2 separate regions of the Mus musculus genome follow, and region 2 is linked to region 1. The links are chromatin loops, found by intact Hi-C in ENCODE. Cell type or tissue: heart. All regions are shown on one strand. Links, peaks and the distances in the headings refer to the core of each region. The heading gives the core; the rest is flanking DNA. Region 1 holds the start of Sp8 (trans-acting transcription factor 8). Region 2 has its middle 56 kb from the start of D230030E09Rik.

Region 1 (10,103 bases), core at 770-8,769:
AGGCTTCTGAAAGGCCTTCAGTTAGAAGCAACTCTCTTCCTCTTTCTCTCTCCCTTCCTCCCCCTCCCTGGAGGTGGGGGTGTTTCGAAGATGCTGGCAGACAAACTCTTCCTAAATTACTTTTGAAGTCGTGTTATTTTTAATGTACAAACCTAGTAAATTTCAAAGAGTTTAATGGTGTTTTCAGACAGTTGCACTATCAACTTTACTCCAAAATTAGGTTTTCATTTTCCTTTTGATTTATTTAACTGAGAAACATGGGGTCCTTAGGTACGAAACACTAAGAGAAACAAACTAGATTTGAGACCTGATGAAGGTAGATTTTAGTAAAAAGTCCAAGAGAAGCCACAATTAAACACATTAATATCCTTAATGCACAGGCTGGCTAAACATCTGCAACTCCTCATAAGAATCCCTACCTCTTGTATGTGTGAGTGGTGTGTGTGTGTGTGTGTGTGTGTGTGTGTGTGTGTGTGTGTGTGTTTTAAAGTGGCTTCTGTTATCCCCACTTAAGAGAATAAAAGTCAATCCTGTGCCCGAGTTTTGGTTAGGATTCAATATTCTAAGCAAAATATGCTCAACAGATGATAGTGGAGATGAAGCCAGAAAACAACTCCAGCTATTTAAACTGCCAAATGAGACATAAAGCTGCATTGTAAAAATCATCTGGAAAACAGGTTTTCCCATTGAAGTCGCTATGTGTTAATTACTGTGAGCTGGAAGGCTGGAGATCGAACGCCTGGAAGCCGACTTTCACCCCGCATACGTAAACGGAAAAAGTGCTGAACTGCAGCCAGAGGGCTCCTGCCTGGACTCATTGCCATGCATGCCTAGACATTAATATGTGTTCATGGAGGGCTCGTACAGTACGAGGTGTTATTTCCTTATAAAGAAACACCAGGTCTCGCTTTCCATTCTTCTTACAAAATTATTCGCATTATTTATGCTACATTGAGCGATCTAATTTCTTCGTGATAGTCAGCTAATTGCTCTGGCAGGTAATTAGAAGCGGTTTACAACGCAAAGGGCTTTTGCATTGCCCTTCGGATTATTAAGTTGCGCTGTAAATTATACTATATTTGCTGGGGAAAATTCTTTTGAGCAAGTTCTCTTCCTGCGATCCGAGATGAAATCACCCCCCCCCAACACACACACACCCCTCCCTAGCCACCCCCACTACCACCACACCCCCCCCCCCCCCCCGCTTTTCCTGGACTCAGAATCGAATGATTCTAAAGCTCACGATTTTGTTCGTGTTCACTGGGCCGAAATAACGTGGCCATTATGGCCTGAAATGGGCCAGGTTTGAAGCGAGCTTCCTGCGCGCCTGCAATATCCAGCAGGCATGTGGGAAAAGAACGGCTTAAATGGGGACATCTGCTCAGTGCTGCTCATCTTGCTCTTACAGCCAGGTCAGGTTAAGAGAATAACCTGTTCCTCACTTTTTTTTTCTTGTTAATAATACTATTAGTAAAAAGCAAGCAAGCAAGCACGCGCACACACACACACACACACACACACCAGCACTAATTGACTGCCATATAAGCAAAGAATCACACACACACACACACACACACACACACACACACACACACACACACACACACAAAGGTAGCAGCAGTTACTAGAGGAACAGTAAAACATAACCATTGAGTGATTTCAGCAGAAAGGCACAGAATTCCTGCAGAAAAATAACCCACGAAGAAAAATTCACGTATGTAAGGTCAAAAAAAAAAAAAGCTCCCTATTTAAAAAAAAAAAGGATTTGTGTAAAGTATCCCATGAACTCATATGAATAAAACTAAGCTGAAAGTATCTCCAATGAACATTTTCTTCCTTGGGCTTTCTAGTATTTTTGACACAACCTCCCCCCCCCCCAACACACACACACTTTTTGGATGGTTTTTGATCTGTGTAATCTCTTGGGTCCTGGTGATGGAGCTCAAGGAGAAGCACACTAGTTTGTTCCATGGATTTAGAAAGTGAACTATAAAACCCTGGTCACAAACATCCCCATTCGGGAACCCTGTACACTGATTTGAATACATGTGTGGCAGAGCACAGAGACTCAGAGCAGCTCCTAGATTATTTGTAATTAGACACAATTCCCAAAGTAACATTTATCTTCCCGAAACTGCGATTGCAATTGTCAACCGTCTGGAGGAGCAGGCAACTGGGTGAGCTGGGAGCATTGCTTCTCCCAGGAACAGAACAGAATGAAAAGAAATCAATAGTGTTACGGATAAGAATTTAGTAGTTTTTAACTCTGCATGTTAGCTGTGAGAAAGTAATATATAATACCAAAAGAAAAAACAGCCAAACAAATCTATTCCAGAAAAAAAAAATCAGACACTCATCTGAATGTCTACGCTGCTTTATTTTTTACAAAACAGTCTTGCACAAGAACAGCAACACCATCCTCTGAAAACAAGCAAACCCTTTTCCTAACAAGTGTTTTCTTCTTTTACATGGTGAAGAAGAATGGAAAAGCTGTGGAACTGATTATCAATTTCGTCTATAGGCTGGGAAAGACGAATAAAAAAATTAACCATGGACTGTATGCCTGCAGAGGTAGAATAAGGCCACTTCAATATGAAATGAAGATATGAGTATGCATATGAAAAATGTGTTTTGTTTTCTTCATTTAAATAGGCTATACACACAGAGTGGAGGTTTGAGTCTTGGTAATTTGTTAAGGTTGTTTGATCCATGGGGGCAAGTCCTTGTCTTCTGACTATATACAATTTGAATTACCTAGTAAAGTAAATCAAAGATCATAATACCCTAGGTTAAACCGGTATACATCTTTTAATTAAAAAGTGTTCCTAACTTTGAATACTTTAAAGCGACAGAGAAGAAAAGCGATAAATTTTAAGGAGAAATGGAAGAAAATATTGAGTCGACTCAGAAAGAGGTAAAGAGAAAAGGAAATACTCGTTTCCATTTTATTCGAGAAATAATGCTTTGCATCCCCAAGAGTCCCCGGCAAGTAGCTCAAGAGTCATGGCGGCCTCGCTGTGGCCAACAAATACATCCAATTAAGCAATGCCAGGAAAGTAAGGACCCGGCTGTAAATGTGGCCGGACAGTTGAAACCGAATAACCTTGCTAATAGGGGCTATTGTTCAGCGTGGAAGTTCCCATTTTCCAATCAGGAAAATACAGCCCTCTCTCAGCTCTAGCCGACTGATCCCTTCCCACCTACGGCTCAACAATCTGCCACCAGCGAGGGGCTTTTATTACATCCCTTCCCAGGAAATGTCAGGCAAGTTCTTAAGTAGAACCACCCGAGAGCAGGGATGGGCCGTGGAGGGGCCCTCAGGAATCCACAGGTCCACTCCTGGCCAGGCTTTCTTTTCAACAGGAGAGAAACTTTGACCACAGAATTCCCAACAGCCCCCACCAACCCCCACCTGGCTCAGCCCTCTTCTCCCCCGGGCGCTGGAGGCGCTCGGCCCCACTTGCTTTATTTAGTAGCCTGCGCGCTTCCGCACCAGGTGCCCACACTGAGGAGAGAGTGAAGCACCCCCTTCCCACCTTTCCTGCCAGGGTCGCACGCCGCTGGCAGCGCGCTCAGTCGCGGAGGACAGCCCCGGTCGCTTAGCAAAGCTGGGGAGTTGCAGCCAAGCCTTGGGCAACCCAGAAGCCAGCAGCTGGCTTATCCGTAGCCTGCGGAGGTACGACGCGCTCCGCTTCCCTGTCTTCTCCCACCAGGCTTTCCCCGTAGCTTTCTTCCTTCCCCTTTTTTATCCGTTAACCCGTGTATATGTCAGACCACACTTGCATTCGAAACTGTATTTGCAGTAAGAAAGAAACTTTGATGTTTTCAATGATAAAATTCCCATTTGTGTTTAGTGGTTACAAATGGCTTTATTTACTTGTCTTGGAATCTACACATTTTAATCTATTAATCAAGAGGCAGAAGCAGCATATCTCACTCCCCGCTCTCTGGAAGGAGAAAGCAGACATCCAGACCTCTGTTTTCCTTTTATAACCTCATTTCTCTGGTTGTGAGAGTTTCCCAGCACCAAAACTGCCTGCACACACACACACTCTCTCTCTCTCTCTCTCTCTCTCTCTCTCTCTCTCTCTCTCTCTCTCTCTCTCTTCTAAAAAATAAAAACACCACCACCTAAAACAAGAACAACAACATACACTCCCTTTCTCTGCTGCAGCTAAAGAGAAGGTGATATATACATTGTAGCTGCAAGGTGTTAGCTATACTTCGGCAAGTAGTTCCCAGGATGTAAATTAGGTCCCAAAAGCTGTTGTCCAAATCGAAGAAACAGAGAAATTAATCTGGGAGACTATCCATCATCACCGGTAATAAAGAGAGCGACATGGATGAGACAGATGATATGATTAAGGGGCTGTGGTCGTTTTAATTAACTTTTTGCTGTCCTGTAATGATCAAACTGGTCACCAGACCCGGTCAATAAGCATGTTAATATCAAACAAATAAAACCAGGGATGATTAAAAACCTCCTGGTTTATTAAATTTGAAATTCAAATGAAATTTATGCTGCAGATGCATACAGAATGCTAATAGATTTTAGCTTTATTGATAGTGGATCCCACAGGTTTGCAAGAAAACAGCACACTGTCTAAGCATGTTTTTTGCAGCATGTTAAAGTTCTTGTTGTGTAGGGGAAACTTTTAACTGATGTTTGGGAAGCTGAACTTCCTGTATTTCTTCCTCCTTTTCTCTAACCATCTCAATTATTAAGTACAATACTGCACAACAATGCTTAATATCAAAACAGGTGAACTGAACTCTGCCTTCAATGGCTTAACCAGACCAGCTGTATCTGTCATCTTCTCTTTCATAGGACAGGATTCAAGTGTGCTTGAGTTACTTCTCAAAGTGTGTGTGTGTGTGTGTGTGTGTGTGTGTGTTGGTGTTGGGGGTGTCATTGAGAGTAGTTTCATTTAAAGTAGAAGCCAGACTATGAGTGTTTTAACTCTGCTGTTTGATAACCTCATTATACACACACTATCCCTTTCATGGAGGAAGGGAAGACAGGAAATCAAGCAAAGGAGAAAGAAGTCTTTCAGCAATCTCCCACTTTCATAATGGGAGTAACTTGAATGTGTAAATTTAAATGTGTATGTATACCATACATCAGTGACACACTGATAAATATTTTCTAGTGTAAGCTATATATACAAACCTTTACAAACCCTCAGTGCTGAAAGCAAACCTCATGCAAATGGAAGAATCTAGCATCTTCACTAAATTCACACCAACATTGTGACTCATTGTCATAGGAAGAATGGCATGTGATTCTAAATGCACTTCTACAAATGAAAGATGTTAGCATTAGCCTAAAATGGAGTAGCTCAGAACTGCAGTCACATGATGCTGAGTTTTTCTAATTCCCGAATTTTTGAGGAAACTGGTTAACGCCTCTGTTTACTCTCATGCTCAGCATTTAACTTTTTAATAACCCTGCCTCCTTTTCTTCCAGAAGATAGGAGGATAAAAAGATACAATAACTATTCATAAGAAGGAGTCTTCCTTCAAAGCACTTCCCTCCACCTTTGAGGGTGATGGTATTGATTAACGTTAAACCCCAAATTTGAACAACTGTATATTAGGTTCTTAAAATGAATATCATTATGGAAGGAGACCAAAGCAATGAAGTTAATTCTCTTTTATTTGTTAAACGGAGTTCCCTCCTTCCCCCACCCCTTCCTCCTTCTGGGCTGTCCTGTCACGCCTTCTCAACACGCTAAAATCATTCAGAGGGGCTTGCAGAGAGAAACAGGACATTTATGGTAAGCGTTAGCTTTCAGAGAAAGAAAGCAGTTCATTAATTTACTTCACAGTTACTTCTAAGTATGTGGATGTCCCTTACTCCCTTAATCAATAGATATGATGTACAGTCAATACCCCTGCACATGAAAAAAAAAAGGCTCAGAAGTGCAAATCCCTGCACAACAAACATTAGGTCTAACTGTGCAGGTGAAATTTATGCAAAGGATGAAGCCCTACTTTGGACTTCTGCATAACCCAGGAGAATTAATTTTTGACATCTTCAGAACCTGCAATACACTTGAGAACAACCAATTAAAAAAAAAAAGTCTCCCAAGTCAAAACACATCAGTTCTGTCATCTACTCACATTTTAATCAATTCCCCTTTAGTATTAGACTTCTGAGAGTCTTCCTAACAGGGTAAAATAGGAATTATTGTGGTTTTAAAATGCATGAATATTCAACAAGACTCCAAGGACTAGATTTTCTCCTTTCATACTGGTACTGGCCTTTTTGTGGCTTAAGAATTTCTGTTGTGGTGACCACAGAATTGTAATGACATTTCTGAAGGCAACTAATAATAAAAATAGCAAGTAAGTGACTAAAACGCAGAGAATTTGAAGTAAATGCGCATGATGACTCGAACGCACTGGTAGATGGCTTGCTCAAACCATAGATGCTCCTATAAATGCAGCCCGAAAAGCTCACCTCCATTCTTACATAAATAGTACCAACAGATTTCAGTCATTCTGATTTTTCTGTCAGAAAGGCACAGTGGGGTTACCTGAGAAAACTTATAAACTGGGTAAAATGCTCCTCAATTTCTCATCCAATGGGAGAAAAACACACCCCCTCTTACTCCTCTTTCCATCTAATCCTTTTGTAATTTTACTGCATGCCAAGGGGCAAACACACCTCCTCCAGGACGTGCACTTCCAAAGCTTGAATCCCACCTCTGGTAGAGGGTAAGGGCGGCCAGATCTAAGTAAGGACTCAAAGGCGCAGGCGCACACTTGCACCATATCACTACCCCCTTTCCAATCTTTCTATTTGACCGAAACATCAGGAAATGGAAGGTAAGTATCAAGATTTTCTTCAAAACTATACTGAAAGAGTCCAGGAAGCTGGGGGGGGGGGGTCACTCCTTTTTTTATGTTCAAAGGGCAGAGGAAGTTAGTAACTTGAAGATAGGACTTGGGGCGTTTATTTACTGGCCTCACTCAACTTCGCAGTTTCTCTATCCAGACCGCCAATCTCTTAGGCACGTACACTTTATTGTATTGTTTCGGTTCCCTACCCCTAGCTTTGGTGCTCGCGCGCACGCACACGTCGGTCTTCCCTCTCGATCGCGCGCACCCACTCTCCACCTACACCAAACGGGTGCACGCCTCTCCACACCCGGGATTGAACGTACTGTCGCTCCTGACTCCCTACGGTAGAAGGACTCAGTTACCTTACACACTTTCCAGCTCTGTCCCTGACCCCTTTTGTCACACACGTAGTTACTCGGCCCGCTCTCGGTGGTTGTACGACCACTCTCTGCCCTTGCTAGGTCACGGTTTTTGCGACCCTGCCCAGTTACCCCTCCGCTTTCTACACTGCTCTCTCCGAGGTGGGTCACACTCGCGATCATTTTTCACGCGCGCGCACACGCACACTCTGCGACACTCGCACCCCCACACTCCCGCCGGCGCCGATGACCTCACGGCGCGCGCGCCGCGCGGCCCGGCGAGGCCACAGATTGGCTGGCCGCGCCTCCGCGGCACTTCAAAGCCGGAGAGGGAGCTACAATTGTGGCGGAATGGGCGGAACTGATCATTGTATTGCACACCTCTAAAAAAAACACTGCCTCTGATTTATCAATATAAAAAAGATCCTCTGAGAGGAGGAGGGCGCTTCTGTGTGATGGCAACTTCACTTCTAGGGGTGAGTCTCAGGATCTTCTCTTGCTGGTTTAATTAGTTTCCTTTTATTGCCTATCGGAGGGGGTTAAAGTCGCCCCGGCCAGGCCACGGGCTATCAGTCTCTCTATTGAGAGCCACCACCACCCCCCTAAATACAAGTGAGTTTAGAAAAAAGAAAGGGGGGGGGGAGGAGGCAGAGCCACTTTTTTTTTTTTCAGCACAGGAAAGGTTCGTAGGGCATTGAGACCCGCCACCTCGCAGAGCCTGGCCGCTCCCTGCTCGGGAGAACTGAGCATAGCCCCTAATACACTCGACGATTTCGAAGGGGAACGCGAGTAAGTTTTTCCCTCCTGGGCATACTGCAGATTCTCCCCCTTCCCCTTAATATTTTTCCTCAGCCCGGTTTGTATTGCAGGTACGTTGAGCTCGTCTTATTTCTACCATTATAGAGAGATATATATTGAGAGAGAGAGATGAAGGGGGTGGAGAGAGAGAGAGAGAGAGAGAGAGAGAGAGAGAGAGAGAGAGAGAGAAGAAAAAAATGGAAGAGCGAGTAATGGAAGAGCCGGGGAGAAGCAACTAAGGATGGGTTGAGGGGGATCTGAAAAGAGTTTTCAAAGCTCTCTTGGGATTGCAGTGTAGTGATCTTAAACGCAATCCAGAAATTTCCCCAGGTTGTAAGGTAAAAAGGAAACTTCTCCCTCCCTAGTCTGGATTTGGACTTTCTGTTCGTTTGATCGAAAGCGTCTAGGGCTTTGTGAACACAAGAGTGCCGTCTTAGTTGAGAATTCTTGTTAAACTCTTCTTTAGCGTGGCGCTTTGCTCCAGAATCAGACGCTCGCCGCCAAACTTGTCCCCTCCTGTAGAGTAGGAGGCAGCCGGGCGCCGGGGCAGCTGGGGGTGCAGGGTAAGTTGGTGGCAGTGTGCAGCAGCTAGAGATGGGGAGCAGTGGGGCGTCTGGAGGCTACCAGGGGACTAATACACATTTCTTTCCTCCCTCCCCCACCGGCCCTTTGCCCACTACCCCTCCCCCACCCTTCTTCTCTGCTCCGGTCTCAGGAAGAACCGAGGTTGGGATCCACTCCTCTGGCCATGCTTGCTGCTACCTGTAATAAGATCGGCAGCCCCAGCCCGTCTCCCTCCTCCCTGTCGGACAGCTCTTCTTCCTTCGGTAAAGGCTTCCACCCTTGGAAACGCTCCTCGTCTTCCTCCTCCGGCAGCTGCAACGTAGTGGGTTCCAGTCTCTCTAGCTTCGGTGTGTCGGGGGCCTCCCGGAACGGCGGCTCCTCCTCAGCCGCAGCGGCGGCAGCGGCGGCAGCAGCGGCGGCCGCAGCCCTGGTGTCCGACTCTTTTAGCTGCGGAGGCTCGCCCGGCTCCAGCGCCTTCTCTCTCACCTCCAGCAGCGCCGCCGCAGCGGCAGCAGCTGCGGCGGCTGCCGCTTCCAGCTCGCCCTTTGCCAACGACTACTCTGTGTTCCAGGCTCCGGGCGTCTCGGGGGGCAGCGGCGGCGGCGGCGGGGGAGGCGGCGGCGGTTCCGGAGCGCACTCGCAGGATAGCTCCCATCAGCCAGTGTTTATCTCCAAGGTGCACACGTCGGTGGACGGACTGCAGGGTATCTACCCGCGCGTGGGAATGGCGCACCCGTATGAGTCCTGGTTCAAGCCTTCGCACCCGGGCCTTGGCGCCGCGGCCGACGTGGGCTCCGCGGGCGCCTCCAGCTGGTGGGATGTGGGCGCGGGCTGGATCGACGTGCAGAACCCCAATGGGGCGGCAGCGCTGCCCGGCTCGCTGCACCCGGCGGCCGGGGGCCTTCAGACGTCGCTGCATTCACCGCTGGGAGGCTACAACTCGGATTATTCCGGCCTGAGCCACTCCGCATTCAGTAGCGGTGCCTCGTCGCACCTGCTCAGCCCTGCAGGACAGCACCTCATGGACGGTTTCAAGCCGGTATTGCCCGGCTCTTACCCCGATTCCGCCCCGTCGCCGCTGGCCGGCGCGGGCAGCTCCATGCTGAGCGCGGGGCCCGCGGCGCAGTTAGGGGGGTCCCCACGCTCGTCCGCTCGCCGCTACTCCGGCCGCGCCACTTGCGACTGCCCCAACTGCCAGGAGGCTGAGCGGCTGGGCCCAGCGGGAGCGAGCCTGCGTCGCAAAGGGCTGCATAGCTGCCACATCCCGGGCTGCGGCAAGGTGTACGGCAAGACGTCGCACCTGAAGGCGCACCTGCGTTGGCACACCGGCGAGCGGCCGTTCGTGTGCAATTGGCTGTTCTGCGGTAAGCGCTTTACGCGCTCCGACGAGCTGCAGCGGCACCTGCGGACCCACACGGGCGAGAAGCGCTTCGCCTGCCCGGTGTGCAACAAACGCTTCATGCGCAGCGACCACCTGAGCAAGCACGTGAAGACACACAGTGGTGGCGGCGGCTCGGCGGGCTCCGGCGGCGGCAA
Region 2 (10,103 bases), core at 840-8,839, 260 kb before region 1:
TCTTAGTGGTTCAGGAGTAGTCAACAGACTGTAGCAGATCTTGAAGTGTCTACACCCGTGACATCAATATGAGATATTCTGCAGGAGAAAGAGCCAGGTACCAAGTACTAATCAGACTTTAATATATATTCATGGGTTTGGAGGGATGGCTTAGTGGAGGGGTGGCTCAGTGCTCTTCCAGAAGACCCGGGTTCAATTTCCAGCACCCACATGTCACCTCATACCTAGCTATAACTGCAGTTCCAGGGACCAACACCTTTACACAAGACAAACATGCAGGCAAAACACCAATGCACATAAAATTTAAAAAAAATCTTAAAAAACATAAATAAAAGTTAAAAGTCAACCATTCTTTTAAAATATTAGTTAACCTGTATAGATTCCTTATAAATATGTGAGTTTATTATTAGCCAGTTTACATATTTGTATTTTTTACTGTTTTAAAAATTAGTTTATGTGTATATGCTGTTCATATACCTACAGGTAATTGCAGAGGCCAGAAGAGGGCATGGTATTCTCTGGAGCTGGAGTTACAGGAGAATGAGATGTTTGATAGACAGGCTGGGAACTGAACCAGGTCCTCTGCAAACGCAGCAAGTGCTCTTAACCATCTCTCCATCTCATTTGTTTTGTAATGAAATGGACTTGATATTTTTTTAAATTGAGGTAAAATTTACAAATAGCAAAATTCATCCTTGTAAGTATATAGTTTTGCAGGATTTGACAAACACAATTATATAACTTGTTATAATCTATAGTTCTTTTATCTTATTGAGCTGTACTGTGCTTTTTAACTTTTTATTGATTTTTTTGTGAATTTTACATTGTGCACTCCAATCCCACTTACCTCCCAGTTCTTTTGTATCTGCCCTCTGCAACCTCCCCCCTAAAATAAAACAAAACAAGATAGAATTAAAAAAAATCTCGTCATGGAAGCTGTAATGTGTCTCAATGTGTACATAGTATATCTTTTTGTCCACACATCTTTACTCCCAAATGTTCATTGCATTGAGTCATTGGTCTGGCTCTAGGTCTCTGACTTCTGCTACACTGTCAGTACTGGATCCTTGTTGGGACTCCTCTCAGATATCCTGTTGTTGCCCTGTGTCATGGAGATCCTGCAGCTTTGGATCTGCAGAATCTTTCACATGCTCCAGCAGATCATAGATGTGGTAGATATGGACTAGGATAACTCAAAGCCATGACCCAGGGACTGGGAGGTAGCTGAGTTTGTCAATGGACTGGGCTAATTCAAACCGTGGGCCAGGGACTGGGAAGTAGCTGAGTTTGTCGCCAGCAGTTTCCTGTGCCAGCGACGCCAGGGTGAGCTCTCCAGTACTGCCCTGACTAGCTCACCCATGCTGCAGTTGGCAAGGAGCAGGGGCAGCAATCCTGCTCTCACATCCTGAGGGCTAACTCACCAGCAACTTTGCCACCAGGGCCTGCTTTCCATGCTTCCCAGGCCAGGTGCAGGGCCCGGTCTCTTGAGTGCAACAATCTACCTTCTGACAAATTCTAGTGATTTTTTTTTCCTGCCTTAGAGTTTTACAGAATGCCATCAAAAGGAACTCTGCACATACAACCTTTCTGATCACCTATAATGAACCCTGATCATCCATTTCATTGTGTGCATTAGCCATTTATTCTTCTTGGTAGATGAGTATTTTCTGTTGTGTGGGAGGACCATTGTTTAATGATCATTTTATGAACCAAAAACCAAAACCAAACCAAACCAAACCAAATCCAAACCAAACCAAACCAAACCAAACCAAACCAAACCAAACCAAACCAAACCAAACCAAACCAAACCAAAAAACACTTAGGTGGGTAAATGGTTGGAGATATTGCTAACAAAGTACTGAACATGGTTTTGAGCTAACCTACCCAAGGAAGTCATATCCAGCGGGATTCTAGAATCTATTCCAGGATTCGTGCTGAACAAGCTCACAAACACTCTCCCCACAAAGTGTGTCAACCCAGAACTTGGCCTTCATCTCCTTGCACACTGGTCCTCAAGGTCTCTTAGAATTCTTTTACTCCTTGCACAAACTTCTGAGAATTCACATTACACATAATTATGCCACCTATTATTTTCTTAGCATTTACATTTCTTATATATTTATTAATAAATGTAAGCATATCTGTAAGATTTTTGACTGTTTTAACTATGTTTAGAAAGAAACTTCTTCCTAGCCAGGCATAACTGTGGACACATACAGTCCTTATATTCAGGAGGCCTAGACAAGAAGATTGTCTGAGTTCAAGACCAGGTGTGAGTCAAAGATGATGGAGGGGAGGACGAGGAGGGGGAGAGAGAAATATTGAGGAAAGAAAGTTCTTGCATACTTTGTGAAGATTCCTACCTGATGCTTGTCTTTCTTCCTTTTCAAGGGTGCTAGAATATGGAGGCATGCCCTTGACATTTAAATGGATGGCCACAGAGAGAGACATTTAGTTCTTTCTTTGGTTTAATATATTTTCAGTTTTTAGATACAATGACAATTTTGCTCTTTCTGACAGCCACATAAATGACAGCAAAGATAAAGTAAATGTCAGTAGCGAGTGTCCTGGGTGACCCGAGAGCTCTCAGAGTCCTACGGCATACCTCGCCTGTTCTTGAGTGACTCCATCAGCAGAGAGTGCTCCCAGGTGACATGAAAGCTCTTAAAGTCTATGGCACACCTTGCGTTTTCATGAGCGACTCCAACAGAAGAAAGGGCAGCAGGAGAAAAGCTCCAATTAATACCGTACACATTAGGCTCAGGCAGTCAGCCCCACGGTCATTCCTCTCAGGAAGCCTTTACCACAGACTTGCATTTGTAAAAAAGCCTCTCAGCTGCGAACCAATTGCATCCAAGCAGACAAAGCAGGTTTTTATTTTTTTGCTACTTTGTTTTATGTTCATGTTCTGTGTATATGGGAGTGGAGCGGTGATGGGATCGTGGAAGACCGCGAAGCCTGTTAGTTTTTTTCATAAGATCATTTTTCCCTTGACATGCAATTTGACGCTTAACAATTTTTCTGAAAGTCAAAAGGAATACCACATTCTCTAATTTTCACAGCACTATAAATAGCCCACACAAAACATAATTGTATAAAAGAGATGACACCTCTTTATGGAAGAATTTCCACTGGAAAGATAAAAGGAGGTCAGAACTCTTATGCGAGGCATGTATTTTCAAGTATTCATAAAAATAGAAATCATAACTGGTACGCAAATTCTTCACGATAGACAGTCCCAGAGAAGATGCCGGAGCCAAAGCCATTTCTACAGGCGCCAACTATAGTGAGAATGGAACTCAGCCAAGAAATGGCTGCTGGGCATTTAACTCATGTGCCAATAAAAGGAAGCAGTGTGTGAGTGCACACACACACACACACACACACACACACACACCCCACATGCTCCAGCTTGGGGAGGTATTTGCCAGAAACATTTTTTTCAGACCTCCGCAATCTGTTTCCTACAGCCAACTGTGAGGTCCTGCGGTGACTCCAGGGCCCAGAGGTGAGATAGTATGGATCAGAGAAAGAGGAGGTCAGGAAACCACCTGCACAGCTGAGCAGGATGCATCTACAGAACCTTTAGGAGTTTGAGACCCCAGTTAACATGCCTATGCATGAGAGAAAGTGGAGTCAGCCCTTTGTGGCCTAAAAATAAGTGCCTGTAACCTGCCAATGTTTTGAATTTGCAACAAGGGGCCAACAGACCACTGATTGGCATTCCCCACGCCAATGTCTGTCCTAGACTCACCCAGCTCTGCGGGGGAAGAGACACAGCGATCTCCAGCGTGCACAGAAGCCAGGCTCCTCCCCCAGATGATGATTGCTTCACTCCCCATCCCTTATCTTCAGGGCTTCTGTGATGAGACCTTGGGTCCCTTAGCTCCTGTAAAGAGAGTACAGCGTGACAGCTTACTTCTTTTCTCCATCCTTAGGAGGATGAGTGTTAGCCTTGCAATGAAAGCTGCGAGTTAAGATTACTTTCCTGGCAGCAAACGTTGCCCTTTTGTTGCTTCCAGGCTCTGTGCATCTCTGTTGATTACTTCCTGCTGCACGCTCCGTTATTACACATAACAAAATGGTGGGAGGGAGGAGGAAGAGAAACGCGGTAGGGTCAGGTTCTCGTTCACCCCATTGCTTGGTTCATTTCTTCCATACTCAGAACTCTCTTTGTCATCAGGGAGAATGGGAACTGGGAAGAAGTGAAAGAGAACTGGGCTTGGGGTAATTTATAACCCCCAGGAACCAGATCATTTAATACCAAAATGGTACTTTCTCAAAATCTCATCATTCATACCAGAAGCATTTCTTATGGAGTGATATTCCTGAGCTTATGAAAACACTCTGAGCAGTTGAACTTGCTTAGTCTGTGATCACGTTGCCTCTCCGAGGCAAGGGTATTATGCCATTATGGTATTAAAACGCATCAGTGACTTGATCATTTGAAATGCTTTAATAAAGGTGAATTGTTAGCTGATTCTGATTATCTAGTGCCAGGTTTATAGGCTTTTAAGACATTTTCCAGTTGTCAGATATTTTCCTATGAGATATTTAAATATTTAGATTCCATTCTTTCTGGGTATTTCAAATATGGGAAACAGATATCTTAATATCAGAAATATTAACAGTATTTCTCTGAGGGCTGCCTTCCCTAACGGTTTTTTAAAGACTCAAATCATATCCCTTGATTATGTATCAAATTTTTTTGTTTGAAGTAGAGTAAGATGTGGAGACCTAGGATTCTGTCAGGTTAAGATGAAATATTGGTAAAAGAAATTGATTATTATGGTCAATTAGAGAGAATAGAATGTGAACTACAAGTCTTACACAAAGATTTTTGTCACAGAGGTAACTGTGAATAAAAATGATTCTGTGGAATAATAAAGTCTGTGTTCAAATGTGTGTTTAACACATGTCCCTTAGTGACTTTCTCATTTGCGTATATGCATGTGCAAGCTGTGTGAACGTTCCCCCTTCCATTCATGATACTTTTGCTGGTGAAGTATTAAGAACTGTGCAGGCAGAAACAACAGTTCTACCTACTAAGCAAATTATATCTTCCCTTTGAGAAGTATTTCCATCTCATCATGCTGAGGGTTTTCTCCCATTTTAGCTATATTGTAAAAAGTATTTCCTTCAGAGGAAGGAAATACCACAGCAAGTAAATAGGAGGCATGTGGACTCAAGACACACATTGTTAGATATCACTGGTAGCAGAAAGCAGTGATTTTTGTTGTCTTTATTCTAGGTCTGGAACTGCTCTTCTTATAACCCCACTCTGACCCCAAGTGCATATATGATCTCCTATGCCAAGGGAAGCATAGAAAAAGTAAAAGACCAGGCCAAGATGTACAGAATCAGTATGAACAACCACCTCCACTACTAAGCCTGCTAATTGGGAATACCTTCAAGCCAGTTGGCTTCAAAGGTTTGTGACAATGTATTCACATGGGAACACCTTAGAATTCTTCCTTTCATACCACAGGCATGATTTGTTCTTTCTTGTAAACAGCCTGAATTCTAGCTGGGGAAGAAAAAGAACACTTCTTGTACTATGGAGACATAGAAACAGCCATGGCTTCAGGGAAGTATCTGCCTGCCCTTTGTTTATAGCTGTCTTGGTAGGGACTATCACAGAGGGCCCAGTATATATAGTACTGGGCCTATTTTGCAATCATATATAAGTAAGAAACACATTCCTGTCCTCGCTAGGATGACTTTGTGAGCTACCATTTTTAGTGAAAAAGATCAACCCACATTTAGAACTTAAAAAGGAAGAAATGCCCCTTTCATTTCATTTCCTTATACCCTGAGAGATCTCTGAAGGTAGCAGAGAGCAGTGATTTTTGTTGTCTTTATTCTAGGTCTGGAAGTGCTCTTCTCTGGGACTTGTATTTAAGCACACGAGGAAGAGAACGAAATGATCAATCAGCAAGGCGTGGAAGCAGGCACCACTAGAGAGGTTACTTTATCCAGCACTATGGAGTCAGGTTTGGGGAAGGCAGACAGAGAAAAATGACAGCATCTGATGTGCTCTAGAGAATGGAGACAATCCCCGTGAGCAATGCGAAAAAGAGGCAGACCTTTATGTTAATGGCATAAATTCTGAACTATGCTCTCATCTCGAGTATCGTGATGCCTAATCATCTGTGAGCTGGGATAGCTCTGCCACTCCAAGCAAAGAGAACTTAAAAACAAGATTCATTTATTTTTTTTTTTATGTGTATGGGTGTTTTGCCTGCATGCATGTCTGTGTTCTATGTGTGTGGAGTACCCACAGTGGCCAAAAGAGGGTGTCAGATGCTCTGGAACTGGAGTTAGAGGTGGTTATGAGACATTTGGGTCCTTTACAAGAGCAACAAGTATTTTTAGTGGCAAAGCCATCTCTCTAGCACCAAAAGGGTACTTTAATAAAGACAAATCCCTTCATATAAGCAACTCAGCTTAAAATAAGCCATCCTGGGAAAGGTGGTTTGCTCATGGTGAGTGGTGCTGTATCATAAAGTGGGTTTAAGCAGATTTCTCCATCTTGTTTTACCCCTAGGAAAAGCAGCAGAAATGGAATCACTAATTTACATAGTACCTTCTGGAATTCTTAACCTTATACTGTGTGTGCTTTGTCTAAATATTCACCCACTAACTCTCTGAAAACTTCCTGAAGCACAGATTAGAACTTACTCCTCATTTTTGCTCTTTAATAATGACTAAATATTATCTACGGGGAAAGGACAAACAGAAAGAAAAGCCACCATGCTAATATAATAATAAATATGGATCAACCACAACTTCTTCCAACATACAGGCAAGTATGGGTTCATTATTGAGTATCGTTATCTTCTCAAGTCTTGTGAGATTTAAAGTTTAAAGAAAGCTGGCTGCTCATATTTCAGTTACAAACACACATCATTCCATGCAGGAGTTTGTGGAATGATCGTTGCTGGGGTCAACTACTGAATCTAAAAATAGTCTGATCTTATTTTAAACCACTTGCTCTTTCTTATTAGTCCTCCATGACTTTCTTTGGGGAACTAAATCAAGCATGTTAATCTTTTTATTTGTGTTTTCAGTTAATTGTTGTCCTCTTAAGATAAACCTCTTCAACTGCTGCTATCAGCTCTAAAGAGTGTTCTTGGCTAAATATAATAGATGTGTTTCTGAAACACTGAATGCAAATTGGATTTTTCTAAACTACCTCACATTTATACTTAGACTATAATTTCAGAAGTGCAGTACAAAAGAATGCACTTCAAAAAATGGTCAAATAATTTCTGATATCTACTTGCAATTATTAAATGGATATGATTTCATCGTTTTAATTTATATAGAACATAACAGAATAGAATCAATAAAGGTATTTAAAAAAATTCACTGTATAGTGGAGGTAACATTTTACCTGAATATTGAACGCGTTGCTTTGGAAACTCTACCTGCATCTGAAACTAAGGGTAGTGAATTAGAATTTATTCTTTCTCTGATTTTCAATTATTTCACCCATAGAGAATAAAATTGGAACACAATTCTCTGCAATTTAAGATTTGCAACTAGATTTGTTTGACAATTTGAAATTATCATTTAAACATGCAGTCCACATCTGACCTTTCCTGGCCTTTGTGAGAGCTTTGATTCCTCCTTTCAATACAAGTCAATGTACTTCAGGATACAAATTCTGTTGAAAACTGAACCAACTGGAAAGATATGATTCTCTTCTGTATGTCAGATTCAAAGCCAGGCATGTACATGTTAGTTGTCTTGTCACCCATTACCAAAGCCAGAAAGACTATTAATAGGTGTATTTACTGTTAAGAAAACAATGGTTTGGGGAGTTTGGGTAATTGGCCTGAGGATACATTATTAATATGACTGGTGTGGTCTGGAGTTAAAAATAGGTATCAGCCAGACACAGGATTCAAATGGGGAAGGGGTAAAACTTCCCTATGCTTCAGGCTTTCTATAAAATAACACTTCTTCCAGATTCACTGTGAAACCAAAAACTTGTTCAACATCTCTCAACACCAATTACAAGCTGATCCCAAGTCTAACCTAATCCACAGCCAATGTTCTTCCCCATCCTCTCCCATTTGGACTGGGGACTTAGGTGAGGAAGCCAAGAGCTTCAAAATAATCTTTGAGACAATGAATGGTTTCCTCAAAACTGGGAGCACAAACTTCAAAGGTGGATTCTACCTCTGAGCATGAGTTCTCCTCCTCTTCCTTAAAAGGGTGATACCAGATGGGGCAGATGCTTTTCTTCTGCTCTGCAAGAGATGTAACTCATTTGCCCAGGGCCCAAGAAATGCATCCCAGCTCTGCTTTACAGGACTCTTCCTTAATAATTCTGTCAGACAGAAACTGAGATAAAGAAGCAAATGGTCACTTGCTCATTTCGAACCCATTTCGTCGTTCTCTGTTCCGTTTATCAGGGATCTTGTCATTGAGACACACATGTAAGCTGGAGCCAGGAAAACCTATAATAGACCCACTTTCAGCCAAGATGGGTTGAAAAGCATCAAAGAAGCTGATGCCCAGAGATTACTGCCGGTGCGCATGCGCCATGGGTTGTTCACCGCTACACATCAAATTAAAACTTAAAAAGGCTCTTTGAGCAACAAAAACGACTTTTTGGTGCTTTCAGTATCTGTCATCAGGAAATAAAATTAGCCACTGATATTCACTCAGTGGAGGCTGCATTTTGTTAGGTTGCAGTAGGGGACAAGGGTATGCAGATTACCCTGTACACACCCACTATGTGTATTTGCTACACCCACTGTGTGTATTTGCTAAGTCTAAAAGTGAAAAGCTATCATTTATTAAACACTATCTTAGTCCCTAACTAATCTTTCTCATTATTTTTTGTTTTAAAAGTGATTGGAAGCTATTAAGTGAAAAAATATTAGTCAACTAACTGAGAGGGAGAGGGGGAGAGGGGGAGAGGGGGAGGGAGAGGAGAAAGGAGAACCTATCCGTTGTTTTTTTAAAGGTTTGAAATACAGGTTCCTTACAGATGGAGAAAGTCCAGCTTCCTGGAAAGGATGCTGAGAGGTCTTAAGGGGTCTCCATTGTCCCCATCTGTCATGATTGTTCGTTCTGACCACATTTGTCTGGGCTTTCTGATGGAAATCAGACCTGGACTGGAGAATAGATGAGTTAAAATTGTCGGTGCCTTCTGCCTCACTCTGAAAATGTTTGTCAGAGATTAAGAGCACACAGCCACCAAGTAGCACACAGTAGATCTTTTGCCACAATCAGGAGGTGGATATAGGAAGAGTGTCAGCACGTAGTCATGAGAATTCCACAGTTGCATTTTATGACCGGAGCTCAAGACTGAAATTTTACTTAAAAGCTGGTGTTCAGGCACTGAGATCTGTGAGTTAAGGTTCTCCCTTAAGCTGCTCTGTCCCCAGTCATCAGTACAGACTCAGTGAGCCATATTAGATTTTAGATACACTATTTGTATATTATTGCTGATATACATAAATCATACATCAAACGCATGCTTTCTTTATGTCTATCATGTACTATGGAGAAAAGAGAGGTCAGATAATGCTGAATAAATAACTCACGAGACTTTAGATATTCCTCTTCCAAGATGTTCAAGAATTCATGATCTCAATTTTTAGTTTACAGGAGTCAATTTTGTCACATTTTCCCGTGAAATGTAGTGTTGAAATATAAAAGCTTTATATGAGTTTCCACAGGTAAGTTACTTGAGAATGGCTGGGGAATCACTCAGCAGAATGCTTGCTTAGCATGCATGAGCAAGCGTGGTTCTATCTATTCCTAACACTGCATAAGCTTAGCCTAGAGGCTCCCAGGGTTGAGAGGGAGTGGTGGATGTAGGAAGATCAGTAGAGCAAGATGGATCTCAGCTGCACCAGAATTTGAGGTCAGGATAGGATATATGAGATATTGTCGCAATAAAACAAACAAAACACAGCTTCAGGATCCCCATTCTTGTTCTCCCTTCTTGTTCTCTCCACCACTGGTACCTTGGTTACAGATTTTACAGGTTCTATAATCTCTTCCTACTGCCTCTCTTTAATCCCTGCCTCTTCACCAGTCAGAGGATCATTTTAATTTTATAAACTAAGAAAAATCTTGCA

Evidence for each region. A loop is a pair of places that touch in the nucleus more often than their neighbours do. Peaks named below come from ENCODE experiments on the same cell type or tissue, not always from the same donor. Only the 100,000 strongest peaks of a DNase experiment are listed, where the experiment ranks them.
Region 2: it touches region 1 in a loop (2.2-fold over the local background); 4 of 42 quality-filtered maps call a loop at or near these places.

What each region holds. Positions count from the first base shown.
Region 1 is chr12:118,839,661-118,849,763 of GRCm38, forward strand. It overlaps Sp8 (trans-acting transcription factor 8), which reads left to right and starts at 7,573. Exons shown (of 2, transcript NM_001379379.1): 1 at 7,573-7,681; 2 at 8,719-10,103. The coding sequence starts at 7,661. In heart, for the core only: no CTCF peak of the experiment used is centred there; no DNase peak of the experiment used is centred there; H3K4me3 peaks cover 2,618 bases; H3K27me3 peaks cover 5,295 bases.
Region 2 is chr12:118,580,680-118,590,782 of GRCm38, forward strand. No RefSeq gene overlaps it. Among named protein-coding and RNA genes, the nearest start is that of D230030E09Rik, 56 kb to the left of the region's middle. In heart, for the core only: no CTCF peak of the experiment used is centred there; no DNase peak of the experiment used is centred there.